Regions from separate parts of the Homo sapiens genome. Here region 2 is linked to region 1. A link is a contact called in ENCODE Hi-C or POLR2A ChIA-PET data. All regions are on one chromosome and are shown on one strand. Each heading gives the region's core, a stretch centred on a gene start or an enhancer-like site at or near the end of the contact. The rest is flanking DNA. Distances are from core to core; before and after follow the strand shown. Region 1 overlaps FMNL1 (formin like 1). Region 2 holds the start of CDK5RAP3 (CDK5 regulatory subunit associated protein 3).

What was found. A loop is a pair of places that touch in the nucleus more often than their neighbours do. ChIA-PET counts read pairs that join two places held with the same protein, here RNA polymerase II (POLR2A). Pooled maps may share reads with other maps.
Region 2: a pooled map shows a loop between it and region 1 (9-fold over the local background). The contact joins the promoter of CDK5RAP3 here to the enhancer-like site in region 1. A Hi-C loop is called at or near these places in 1 of 50 pooled maps. POLR2A ChIA-PET finds 5 or more read pairs at or near these places in 2 of 52 experiments (HEK293T and naive thymus-derived CD4-positive, alpha-beta T cell).

The regions. Positions count from the first base shown.
Region 1 is chr17:45,223,565-45,230,045 of GRCh38, reverse strand. The region is part of intron 1 of FMNL1 (formin like 1); the gene reads right to left. Among named protein-coding and RNA genes, the nearest start is that of FMNL1, 4.9 kb to the right of the region's middle. RefSeq lists enhancers at 227-336, 727-1,036, 954-1,589, 3,567-3,786, 4,977-5,026 and 5 more. Within about 2 kb of position 3,790, at least 25 of the 41 ENCODE cell types and tissues checked have a DNase peak (open chromatin) inside an H3K27ac peak, as active enhancers do.
Region 2 is chr17:47,967,162-47,973,642 of GRCh38, reverse strand. CDK5RAP3 (CDK5 regulatory subunit associated protein 3) reads right to left here and starts at 2,530. Exons shown (of 14, transcript NM_176096.3): 1 at 2,491-2,530; 2 at 2,236-2,281; 3 at 1-124. The coding sequence starts at 2,496. RefSeq lists an enhancer at 1,541-2,168 and a silencer at 2,590-2,879.

The DNA of each region.
Region 1 (6,481 bases), core at 2,541-5,040:
TCCTCATCCCTCTCCAGCCCCCTCCCACTTGGAGGAGAAGGCTGAGAAAGGAAGGAGAGGGCTGGGGGAGCTGAGGGCGGCCATGTCAGCAGGCAGGGAGTTCCAGATCACAGCTGCAGGGGCGGGGAGATTTGCGGGGAAGGTCACTCGGCCACAGCACTGGGGAGAAGAGCCAGTGCCCTGGGTCTGTGGTGGGGGCCGCCCAGCTGGGACTCCCCCAGGAGCTGAGAAAGGTCAACAGAGCTCTGCCTGGGTCCTCCTCCCCTGGCCACAGATGACAAGGGTACGGTGCCCCTGCCACCACGGAGCAGGTTAGCGCCAGCCCAGGGCTGCCGAATCAACCAGGTGTCAATAGCACCAGGGGCTTTCTGGACCCCCAGACTTGGCTTGTCTCCCTGACAGACCCAAAAGATGAGGCCAGTTCCCTTCAATTTAGTAAACCCCAGGTTATTGAGAGCCTTCTATATGTCTGGCCCAAAAAGACAGTTCCTGCCCTCAAGGAGATCTGAGTTGAGTAAGAGTCTCCATCGGGGATGTGGGAGACCCTGAGGGGCTCACCAGCCATGGTGGTTCACGCTCCACACCCTCAGTCATGTGGCTCTGCAGAGACGCCACAGCTGGAGCAGTCAGAGGGCCACACCCACCTGAGACTCCCCAGCCAGCTTCCCCTCCAGGGTGCTGGGCCTAGTTCTGGGGCTCCAGCCAGACCTTACCCCCAAAATCACTGCCTTGGGTCAGGCCCAGACAACAGGAAGCTGGGTGCGCTCAGCCTCCATTGCCTAAGCTTTCCGGCCAGGCCCTGCTGGAGAGGTGAAACTGCCCCTCCGCCAGGCCCCCCGCCCCCAGCGGCTGAAGGGGGTGGAATACGTCATTCCTCTCCCCTATTGCGAAAGTGAGCCTGGATTGAGGAAACCACCGCTGTCTCATCAGCCGCCCTCCCCCAGCCCTCCAAGGGCCAGGACAGCTCCTGCTACCACAGGGGCAGGGGGTGGGGGAACCGCCCAGGAGTACAAAGGAGGCGAGGTCATTCTCTGTCTCTCTGTCCCTGTCCATCTGTCTGTCTCTCTCGATGATGTCTCTCAGTCACCCCCACCCCACAGAGACAAAGGGTGGGGCAGGGCTAAGGTGGGAGCAAGGTGGAGAAAAGGGACAAAGAGGAGAGACAGGGCCAGCAGTGCCAGGGAAACTGGAGCCGTGGCCGGCACAAAAGACGGTGGCCAGGGAGTAAGGGGATGGCTGAGCCCAGCACAGAGCCACAGAGGGGACAGCTGCTTCCCGACATGAATCCTCCCAGGCCCTCACCCACCCAGGGAACTTTATGGTTCTGGAATGGCCCCAGCGGCATTTCTAGGGGCAGTAACTAGTCATAATGACATCTCCAACAGTCAGGTGGCCAGCTCCACCAGAATGCCTACTGTGCAAGGCACTGCTCCGAGCCCTGCGCGCCGACGACTGCCTTCCACCCTCACTGCCGTCACTGGCACCGTTAACATTCCCACCTCACAGGTGCAGGCACAGATTAGTTTAGTGACCTGCCCAAGGTTACGAAGCCAGTAAGAGGAGAGCTGGGCTGGCTTTGAGCCTGGAGCTGACTCTGAGCCACCACCTGGGTCCACTCCCCCAGGACAGCCCCCTGGTTGTTACTGCCGAGGGGAGGCCTCTGCTGGGGCCTGGAGCACCTGTCTGAACAGTGGTGGAGGGCAGGGTGCCCATGCCCCTTCCCCACCTGGGCCTTCTCAGGCCCCCAGGCCCACATGCCAGCCTGCCAGACAGGCTAAATTTAGGCTCAGAAATCAGAAATAGCTCTGACAGCGCCGAACACTAATTAGCAGCTGCTCCTCAGCTGTGGCTGTGCCCACCGAGGAGCCAGGCACTCCAGGGAGTAGGAGAGGGGCCATCAGATGCCACTCACTCGGGGTGGAGTGAGGCCACCCTGAAAACAGGAACAGACCCCCAGACCAGGGCCTTCAGCGAGGCAGCAGCACCATGGGATGGGGGGCTGGGGGACACACGGAGAGTTGGCTGACAGTGCTCAAGTAGGAGGGGAGGGGCTGGCAGTCCAGGTGGGCGGGATACCTGCCTCCTGAGGGGGGCAGGGAGGGACAGCTATGAGCTGCCACATGGAGGACCTGGAGCTGGCTTCAAAAGACCCAGGCTCTGGGCCCAACTAGCCCTACAGCTTCTTTGCCCCCTTGGACCTCAGCTTCCTCCTCCATAAAATGGGCGCACTCCCTCACCGGAGCCTCACACTCACGGAGCTCCTGGAACACTCAGTGAGAAGCTGAGTTTGGATTTAACAAAGCTCTTCAGTGGCCTAACACTATGAAGAAGCACTTCACAGAGGCAGAAGAGGTGGAGGGGCAGGGGTCCATGGAAGACCCCAGGGTAGGGGATGGTAGGGTGAGCAGAAGTTTGTGAAAACATCCAGAAACACAGACTTGTCTCCAAGGCTTTGGCCAAACCTTAACTAGCCTCAGCCTACTTTCCCTGCTGCCTTTAGTGCTTTGGGCCAGATGAGGAAAGAGACAGGATTCATCTTTTAGGGTGTGGCCGAGAAAAGGAACTGATTCCCCACATCTTTCTATTAGAATGTGTGGGGACCATTCTCCTCCCTCCCTGCCCTGAGTGTGAGAGGGGACCCCCAGCATCTGCTCACCTAAGACCAGCCCCCAAAAGACACTGCTAAGAGCCCTTCCCCCACCTCCCCCACACCAGTGCTTACTTCTGAGACAGTGTCCCAGGAGGCTGAAGGGGCTGCGTCCACATCTGGACACAGCCACACCCTAGGGTTTCACTTTCAGTTTGAGCGGAGCCTACGTCTCAGTCCACCTGCCCATCTCTCCCTATGGCCTAGCCCTTCAAGCCCCAGGGTACCCCTGAACTTGGACATCAATCCCAGTCTCAGGCCAGCCCCACAGGCTTTCCTCAGCCCGATGGGCCCAGAAGCTGAGCCTGTCCCCCAGCCCCCACTCCCCCATCCATCTCCCTGCCACCTGCCCACCTCTATATGGTCTCAACCTTAGTTGTAGTGTTCTCGGCACATATCCAAACACAATCAATTTTACCTCCTTTTTTAAACTTTGGCATATAGATTTTCTGGGGCTCTTATAAGCAATTCCAGGCTTACAGGAGATCTATGAGGAGACCCAGCCCCAGGATCAGGTGCTGAGGACCCAAAGAGCTAACAGCTTCTCCCATCAGAGTTCAAGGGTCCCCACAGCTGGGACAAGGGCAAGCAGGGTGGAAGCCACTACCTATATCATCCAGGCTGGTAGGAGGAAAACAACACCGACAACAGTAACAATAACAAACGCTCCCCAGACACTTTTTTTCACTCAGAATTAATCTCTCAATCCCAAACACTGGGTGCTAGGTGCCGTTCTAAGCACTTTACATCAAAACTCATTTAAACCTCAACAAGCCTACAAAATAGATACTGTTATAATCCCTATTTCACAAATGGGAAACTGAGACTCAAGGAGGTTAAGGTGCTTGCCCAGGGTGGCCTCGGTGGCAAGCTAGCAAGGAAGACCCGGCTTCCTCCAAAGAAGGAGCAGCCGGGGAATGGGAAATGTGGGTCCTGGCCCCCAGGGGTCTTCTGCAGACAGCCTGGCCCAGATCCCCCATCTGAGGAACCAGGAACAGCCAGCTCCACTTCCTGCCACCCAGCGCCCCACGCTTCCTGTTGTTGCCCACACAGAGCTCTTACTCACTGGGGAACCCCCCCACCAGCACACCCTCTCTCAGGGGGAAGTGGAGGCCTCCCCTCCCCCTCCCATGTGCACACTGCTACCGTTAGCACCATCGCTGCCCCACCCTCCAGGAGAGGTAGGCCCTCCCTCCAGCGGTTTCCGGCCACCAGGCAGTTTTCGGTCTGGGCCCCACTGCTGGTGACCTGCATAACGGTGGGGAGGTTGCCTGGCCCTCACTAGCTAAGGATCTGGGGCTCCTGGGGAGTGCACAGTAACCTTGGGTGCTCTTGGTAGTGGAGGTGGAGGGAGGGGACAGGCAGGGTCTGGGCTCCCTCCGCTAAATGGGCCCTGAGATGGAGAGGACCAGATCAGCTCCAGCTTTATCCCCTTTCTCACAGTGGAGGGGGGTTACTGAGCATCTGCTCTGTGTCAGGCACTGTGCGAAGTCCTCTATTTCACCCTCTCGACAATCCTAGGAGGCCAGCAGATGCCATTATTATTCTCTTTTTACAGGTGAGGGAAACTACAGCTCAGAGAAGTTAAGTAACTTGTCCAGGGCCATGCAGGTAGTGACAAAAATGAATCTCAACCCCCAAACATCATGACCCCAAAGCTCAGGAAACGTCCCTGCCTTTCCCATAAGTAACCCCTGTCCCCTCAAAGGCCCCCCAAGCCACCTTCCAGGGCTCCATGTTCCCAGGAAAAAGGCAGAGGTAGCCCTGAGAGCACCTGCTTCTACCCGTCTCACCCAGCTCTCTGCCAGTCAGCCCCAGATGTCACTGTGAATCATGCCCACCACATCCGTGGCTTTCCAGGGTTAGTATGTGCCAGCCCTGCCTGCTGGGAATGTCACCCCTCCCCTCTGCCCAGCCCAACATCAGACCACATGGCCACATCCCCCCGGAGATCCTCTGTCCTGCAAATGGCAGGCATAAGGCCTGAGCGACCCCATGGCTCCAGGTCCCCACACTTCATCTGCCCTGTCCCGGAGGTGGGAGTGGCCAGGGGGCAGTGCCTCAGTTGCAGTCCCTCCTGCCCTTTACTGCCAGCCCCAGAAGGGAAGGGCCCCAGCTGCAAGCAGGACTCCAGGCCCACACCCAACATGGGGCCATCCTGACCTCCCCACACAGCCTGGCCAGGCACCCAGGCCTCTGGGCACAAGCCAAGAGCACCCATCAGGCAAATTCCTCTCCACTGCTACTGGATGCCAGCATGGCTTTTGGCCTCACGTACACCACCCCTGACACCTTCCCTTGATCCCTCTGCCCCAAGGTTATGGGATTCTCCCTGCCCGGCAGATCAGGGGTGTCCCAGGCCCAGGTGTAAGTGTGGCTCTTCTGGCAGGCCTGGAAAGGTCGCCTTGTCATCCCAGTCCCTGACCCTGCGTGCCTCCCAGGGGAAGGCATGAAGGGGCTGGAAGACACCCAGCCTTGGGCATGGGCGTAGGAGAGGCGAGAGCTTGGCGCCCCGCTGGCTGGTGTTCCCACCATCACAGCAGGCCCGTGGGGCTGGGCAGCCATCGCTCCTCTGCTGTTGCTAAGGCAGCAGCCGGAAACCCTGGCTCAACCTGCTCTTTCTCTCCACCCCCATTTTAAGCAGGGGGCACCCCTTTCTTTCACAGCTTTCTTGGAAAGGTAGCCCCCCACCACCCACCCTTGCATGGGAGAAGGGCTCCCTGCACCTCCTGTCTGGCTGTAAGTGGGGACACCCCTCACCCACAAGAGAGGTCCTACAGCCAGGAGAGGAAGGAGAGTTTGGGGTATCAGGATCCTATGCCCCACCAGGGACAAAAGGGGAAGGAAGAGGTTCCCTGGGGCCGCTGGACTACATCCCTGAGGGCAGGACTGTGCTTCTCCCATTGAGACTGGGGACCACTGATGGCGGTGGGCCCCTCCCCTCAGCAATCTAAGGTTCTTCTCCTCTTAGACACTGACCGAGGACAGGACTCAGCTCTGGCCATGGTGGTTCGGGTGGGGGTTCACATAGCGACCAACTCTGCGATACACACTGCCAGACCTGAGGGTTGAACCAACTCTTTAGCCCTGGGCAGCCTCAGGCAGAGGTCAAGGTTGTCACCCTGGGGCAAGCCTCATGCCCCTGCTGGTGGGGAATGAGAGGAACCAGGGTCTTAGCCAAGTGTCCTTAGATTGGGTTTAACCTGCCCACAACAGGATATAAGACAGGCTGAGCCACCCCGGGAAGAAGGTATAAACACACTGGGGTTCCTGGGCACCTGGTAGGGGGTAAGCCCTGGTGGGTGCTGCTACCCTAAATTTCTGCTAGGCACCTCCACTTTCTCCACCAGCACACCCTCTCTGACCCACCTGTGGGTGTCCCCCCTCCACATCCTGGTACTCAGGGACTCCCAGTGGCATTTAGTGTCAGACTCAGCCAATCACAGCCACAAATCCAAGCAGGGCAAACAAGTCCTACACACACATCAGAACCTCACCATTTGACTTGTGGATTTTCCCCTGGTCTGAATTATTCACAGGGCTCCTCCCCATCAGCGTGCTAAACAGAAGATTGGGGTCAGGACCTCACCCCAAGAGCCCACACCCGCGACCATAGACACACACTTGGCGGAAAGACAGACCCATGTCCCTCCAACCAGGTTGGCAGGGGTCCAAGGACCCACCACCAATGCAGGCTCTCCAGATGGCCCCCAGAGACTGTGTCTCCTCATTCTCCCCCCTCCCCCATCTGCTCAGCTCAGCTCAGCTTTGTGAAGTCCTATGCTTGGGGAGCGGGGAGCAGGGCAGGTGGAGAGATGGAGAAGTCAGGGGCCA
Region 2 (6,481 bases), core at 1,281-3,780, 2.7 Mb before region 1:
GACAGCAGCTGGGCGATCTCTTCGCTCTCTGGCATGTCCTGGATGGCAGCATTGATCTTCTCGCGGATCGTCAGCACCAGACTCTGCCATTTCAGGCTGCAGTGCCTTCTGTCCACCAGCCAATCTACATGAGAAGCACCCAAATTAGAGCATTCCCATTCACATCACCAAAATTCCATCACTAATTCGAGTGAAATACACTGAAATTAGTCTAAAAGTTTTCTTTACATTGGTTAAAGTATGGGGGTCATGGGAAGATGGGAATAAAGACAAGCCCAAAGAGATGCCTGGGGCTAAACCAGGCTCTGACAATCTGACTTCATTAGCAGTGTGATTTTTATAGAGCAATTGCCTCAACACAGGGATAACAAAAAGTTTAAATTGGTCCTGAAAGTGCCACTTTTGACCATTCTCAATTCCCCATAATATTTTTGCTTCTATGGGTAATTATATCTTTCTTCCTGACAAGAGGATGCTGCTCAACTTCCATTTCCTCAGGGCTGGGGTTAACCATGACAATGGAAAATACAAGATGGTTATGCCAAGTACTGGATGAATGAACAGCTGCAAAGCCCCTAATACCTACAGCGCCCTAAGGACTAGATAACATGACTCTGTTGTGAACAGTGAAGTACCACCCTGTACATGTGAATACCAATGGGACTGACCTCTCAAAGTCTGGGCCCAGATTTGTGGCTTCAGAGCCATGCATATTTCCTCAGTGAGAGCTAAGAGCTGAGCTTTGTGGTCAGATGGTCCTGGGTTCTCGTTATCAAGTTTCTTGAGCAAGTCTACTATTCTGTGCCTCAGTTTTCCCACATGTAAAATGGGGAATAATAAGACACTGACTAGAAAAGGGAATGCAGGTAAAACACTGAACAGTGTGCCTGAGACACGGCAAGGACTCAAAAAATGACAGTGATCATTTTTATCATGTCAAGTGCCTAAAACAGCACCTGGTACAAAAAAAAACCCTCAATGAATGGTGGTCATTTTATTGGTCCTTTTCATGACCAAGAACAAGCTCACACACCAAGACTGCACATGGGCTGAAGGGCCAGTACAAATCTGAAGGGAGGCTAAAGAAGCTTCCCCCGTGACCACCAAGCAGGACTGACTAAATGGCACTACAGAGTGGTGAATTCAGAACTTGAACTCTGCCAACCGGTCAAACGCTGGGGTCCCACACTAGTATCAGTTATACTCTCTCTGCTATATTCCTGTAAAGTTTTCAGAAAGAAAAATTCTGTTGATGTCACAGAACTAGAAGCAACGGACTGGGGTAGTCAAACAGACACCATCTTAAGGACAAGATTGGCATCAAATCCATGAATCCAATAAGCATTTTAAAATGCCAGGAGCTGTGTGATCAGATGAAGAGGCCTTCCCTGACTATGAACTGGGGAGGAAGTATGTAAGCCCCATACAGACAACCTGGAGATGGCCTGGACACTAAAAGGTTTTCATTTGCAACTGGGTCTTAGGTCCCTCTTCCTCCTAAAATCAAGGGGGAGGTGGAAGCTTTTTAAATGAGGTTTTTTTTTTTTTTCCTGGCATAATGCAAAAGGCATGGACAGTGGGTCAGACAGACTTAAGTTCCAATTCAGATGTGCCACTTAGTGGTTGACTGTTTTTTGTCTTCTTTTTGAGATGGAGTTTCGCTCTCGTTGCCCAGGCTGGAGTGCAATAGTGAGATCTCTGCTCACCGCAACCTCTGCCTCCGGGGTTCAAGCAATTCTCCCACCTCAGCCTCCCGAGTAGCTGGGATTACAGGCATGTGCTCCCATGCCCGGCTACTTTTTATTTTTATTTTTTTGTATTTTTAGTCATGGAGACATGGAGACAAGGTTTCTCCATGTTGGTCAGGCTGGTCTCGAACTCCTGACCTCAGGTGATTCGCCCACCTCGGCCTCCCAAAGTGCTGGGATTACAGGCATGAGCCACCGCGCCCGGCAGTGGTTGACTGTTTTTAAAGCGAGTCATTTATCCTGTCCCTGAATGATACGATAACATATGTTATTAAAGGAGAAAACGCAGGTCAAACAGACTGTACATATGGTTCGTTCCCGCTGCTATCAGGGAAGCAGGTCTGGCCACAGATGGGGCATAGAACGAGGCCAGTGGTCAGCATCTCGACTCAGGCTTTCAGGGGTCAGAGCTCCCGGCTATTGGACACAGGGGGCAACGCACAGGCCTCCCCCCGACAGCCAGCTGCGCGGTGGCGCCCCCTCCTACCGAGCAGCTTGCTGGTCTGGATGTCGATGGGCACGTGCTGATGGTCCTGGCGGGAAACACGGTGAGGAGGGGGGCGTGAGCGCGGAGAGAGGACGTACCACTCGCGCGCTCATTTCAACGTCCCAACCACCACCCTGCAGGGCCAGAACGGGGCCAGAGCGATGGGCTGGGTTGAGCCGCTTCCGGAGGGAGACCGGAGACACAGGTTAGGGGTCCGCGGCCAGTCCCCAGCACACCCAGCTCCTGTCCCCACACCTCCATCTTTCCTCCACTTCCGCTTCAGGCTGGAGACTGTGGCCCGCCCCGCCCTACCACCAATCCAGTGGCGTTGTGGCCGAGCCTCCGTTTAGACACAAACGGGCATCCTTCGGCCACGTCGCCGCCTTCCGTACAGCCAATCAGGGTTTACGCTCCACTCAGGCCTCAAGCCCCGCCCACCCCAGGCTCCGAATGGCTGAGCTCGGGAGGGGCGGGAGAATGGAGACAGCCAATTGGAGACGCGAGGCGGGCTCAGGGCAGGGGACGGGAGGGGGTGCGCTGCAGCGGCCGTGGGATTGCGACAGGCGGCGCTCGAGAGCCCAGCCTGGCAGCCGCTTCCCCTGGCGGGCACTGGGTCTTCTCCACGCAGATTGAGACGTCTGCTGGCGGGGTCCTAGCGCCGATCTGGGAGGCCGTTGCAAATACCTTCTTCCCTCCTTGCGTCGCTTTACCATCCAGAGCAGTGTGCAGGTCTCTTGTGGCACTTGTCATGCTTTGCCTCCTCATTCAGTTTCTCTAATAGACATGGTTGAGCACCTGCAACGTGTTGGGCGATTAGGGCAGGGAAGGGGAAGGAAGAGAGTCGGTGAGACGTCCCAAAGAGAACACCTACATTGAGTCTAAACGAAGAGCTGAAGATAGCTGGGTGATGTGGGAAGAGGAGTTTTAGGTGGAGGAGACTACACAGACAAAGCTTAGGTGGCCACAAACTGCAAGAGGGGTGCAAGCAACAACAGGCAGGCAGGACGGGCAACGTAATTTGTGAGGTCCAGTGCAAAATGGAAATGCACAGCTGCTTGTTACAAAATGATGAAGAATTTCAAGATGAAGTCGGCTCCGCGGGCAGGCCAACCTCTATACCGTAGATGGTTTGAGGCAGCGAGTGGCTAGAGGAGAGGCTGTAAGGGTGGAAAGGCCATATCAAAGGGAGACTTATTAAGGAACTTGGACTTCATCCCTTCAGACAGAGGAATCACAGAAGGGGTTTGAGGCAGGGAGGAACCTGTACAGATAGGCTGCTGGGATGATGGATGCATGGGAGATAAGACTGGGGACAAGGAGGCTGGAAGGAGGTTGTTATCGAGGGATTATAGCCTGAGCTGGGACACAAGATATGAGGAGGAAGGGGAAGGGCTGGATCTGAGGAATATTTAGGAGGAAAATGTATAGGACTTGGCAATTGATTGGCTGTTTGGGTGGAGGAGAGAGACACTAAGGATGACACCTAGGTGATTAGGTGGGAACCACCACCTGAGACAGGGATGCAGGATGCTGAGCAGGTGTTGGGGAGGAGGGGGTCTAGCTTTGAACCTAGTCTGGCAATGCTGGGAGACCCCCAGATGGAAAGTGTGCAGAAGGCACTTGGGTCTATAATTTTGGAGTTCGAGGGAGTTGTCGGGGCTGGAGATACAGCTTGGAGAGTCACAAGCTGGCTAATCTGTGGTCCGAGTGGTGGCTGAAGCTAAGGGAGAGTCTGAGATTGGCCAAGAAGTGGGTAGAGTAAGGAGGGAGGGTAGGCTGAGGCCAGATCCCCCAGGATCTCACAGCGCTGGGTATGCCTTTTCTTTTTTTTTTTTTTTTTTTTTTTTTTTTGAGACGGAGTCACGCTCTGTCGCCCGGGCTGGAGTGCAGTGACACGATCTCGGCTCACTGCAAGCTCTGCCTCCTGGGTTCACGCCATTCTCCTGCCTCAGCCTCCCCAGTAGCTGGGACTACAGGCGCCCGCCACCACGCCCGGCTAATTTTTTTGTATTTTTAGTAGAGACGAGGTCTCACCGTGTTAGCCAGGATGGTCTCGATTTCCTGACCTCGTGATTCTCCCGCTTCAGCCTCCTAAAGTGCTGGGATTACAGGCGTGAGCCACCGCGCCCGGCCCTGGGTATGCCATTTCTAAATATTCCTTCCCCAGCTCCTGTTCACCACAGCACAACACTTGAGGCTTAGTAAATTTTTGATTGAAATGCATAGTGTGATACAGCAGCAGGAAGACCTAGATTCTGCCCAGTGAGGTCTTGGACCATTTCTATAACCTATCTGATAGCCACAGTTTCCCCACATGGAGATAACAGCTATCCTATCTCAGGGTATTTCTGTTTAGAGGCTTAAATAAACACACTAGTAACTCATGACAGTTTACAACATACTGTGGCTGTATTTCTCATGCTTTGTAAACTCTCCCTATATGAAATATCATATATGGGCCAGGCGCGGTGGCTCACGCCTGTAATCCCAGCACTTTTGGGAGGCTGAGACAGGCGGATCACCTAAGGTCAGGAATTCGAGACCAGCCTGATCAACATGGTGAAATCCCATCTCTGAAAAAAACAAAAAACACGCTGGGCACGGTGGCTCACGCCTGTAATCTCGGCACTTTGGGATGCTGAGGCGGGTGGATCACGAGGTCAGGAGTTTGAGACCAGCCTGATCAACATGGTGAAACCCTGTCTCTACTAAAAATACAAAAATTAGCTGGGCGTGGTGGCGTACGCCTGTAATCCCAGCTACTCAGGAAGCTGAGGCAGGAGAACTGCTTGAACCCGGGAGGCGGAGGTTGCAGTGAGCCGATATTGCGCCACCGCACTCCAGCCTGGGCGACAGAGTGAGACTCCATCTCAAAAACAAAACAAAACAAAAAACAAACAAACAAACAAAAACAAAAACCATCCCGGCGTGGTGGTGCATGCCTGCAGTCCCAGCTACTCAGCTACTCGGGAGGCTGCGGCGGAAGAATCACCTGAACTTGGGAGGCGGAGGTTGCAATGAGCCCAGATTGCGCCACTGCACTCCAGCCTGGGCAACAGAGTGAGACTCCATCTCAAAATATATATATATGTCATATATGATCATTATTATTATAGAACGGATTGAAAAACTGCTCTGAAAATGGCTCATAGAGCTGAATTAAGGGCCTTTTCAGGGATCTTTCATGGGAATTTGGCTCCCATCTGAGTCAGCCTGACTCAGACTGTAGGAATTGCTCAGGCTCCTCCATGATTAAACACACACTTAACTGGGCCCCAACTATGTGCTCGGGGCTGTCTGGGACATCTCAAGAGCAAGGCACTGCCCTGCCCTCAAGGTGTATCTATCTCTCTTCCTTGAACCAACAGGCTGGGCAGAACAGGACAGGGTGGGTCTGGAAGACCCAGCCCAGGTGAGTTGATGGAAGCAGGGACCACCAGCACTTCAGCCCCACCCACAGCTCCCCAAGGTGACTCACGTGGAGCAGAAGGATGTTTGAGAACAGTTCTGCCCAGCTACTGACTCCAGGGAGGCTGTCCCAAAGCCAGAGGCTCTGGGAGAGAACCTGCCTCTGCTGACTGCAGAGGCTCTGGGGGAGAGCCTGCCAAAGGCACATGCTTCTGTGTTCCCAAAGAGTGTAGGAGCATGGGCCTTTGGCGGGTTTCTGCACTTTTCCAAGGCCACAGGGAACTTCAGGGTCTGTGGGTAGATAAGCACATAATTGGTCTGGCATCCAGGGCATCGACTCTATCTCCTTCAGGAGACTTTAGTCATCGGGGCTCCCAGCAGCTAGAAGGAGGCAGAGAGAGGTATGGTAGGTTTCTGACCAGGAATCTCTCAGTTCTCTGCTGATTTAGCAGATGGGACCCTGGGAGAGGGGCAGCACATGTAGAGAGGTGAGGAGGATATACCAGGGCTGCACCAGCTTTGGACAAGGAAGCACAGAGCCCCGAGGCACCGTGTAGGCAGCCTACCTTGCCATCCATTATTGTTGTTGTTAGCTTGCTTATTACGTGATAAACATGCCCACGTGCCAGTGTAGATCTAAATGTTTTACAAGCCTTATCTAATGTGATTCTTCTAACAACCTTATAATGTGGGTACCATCATTAACCAGATTTTAAAGGCAAGGAAGCCAAAGATTAATTACGTAACATGTTGAAAATCATCCAGTGGGCCAGGTGCGGTGGCTCACGTCTGTAATCCCAACACTTTAGAAGGCCAAGGTGGGTGGATCACAAGGTCA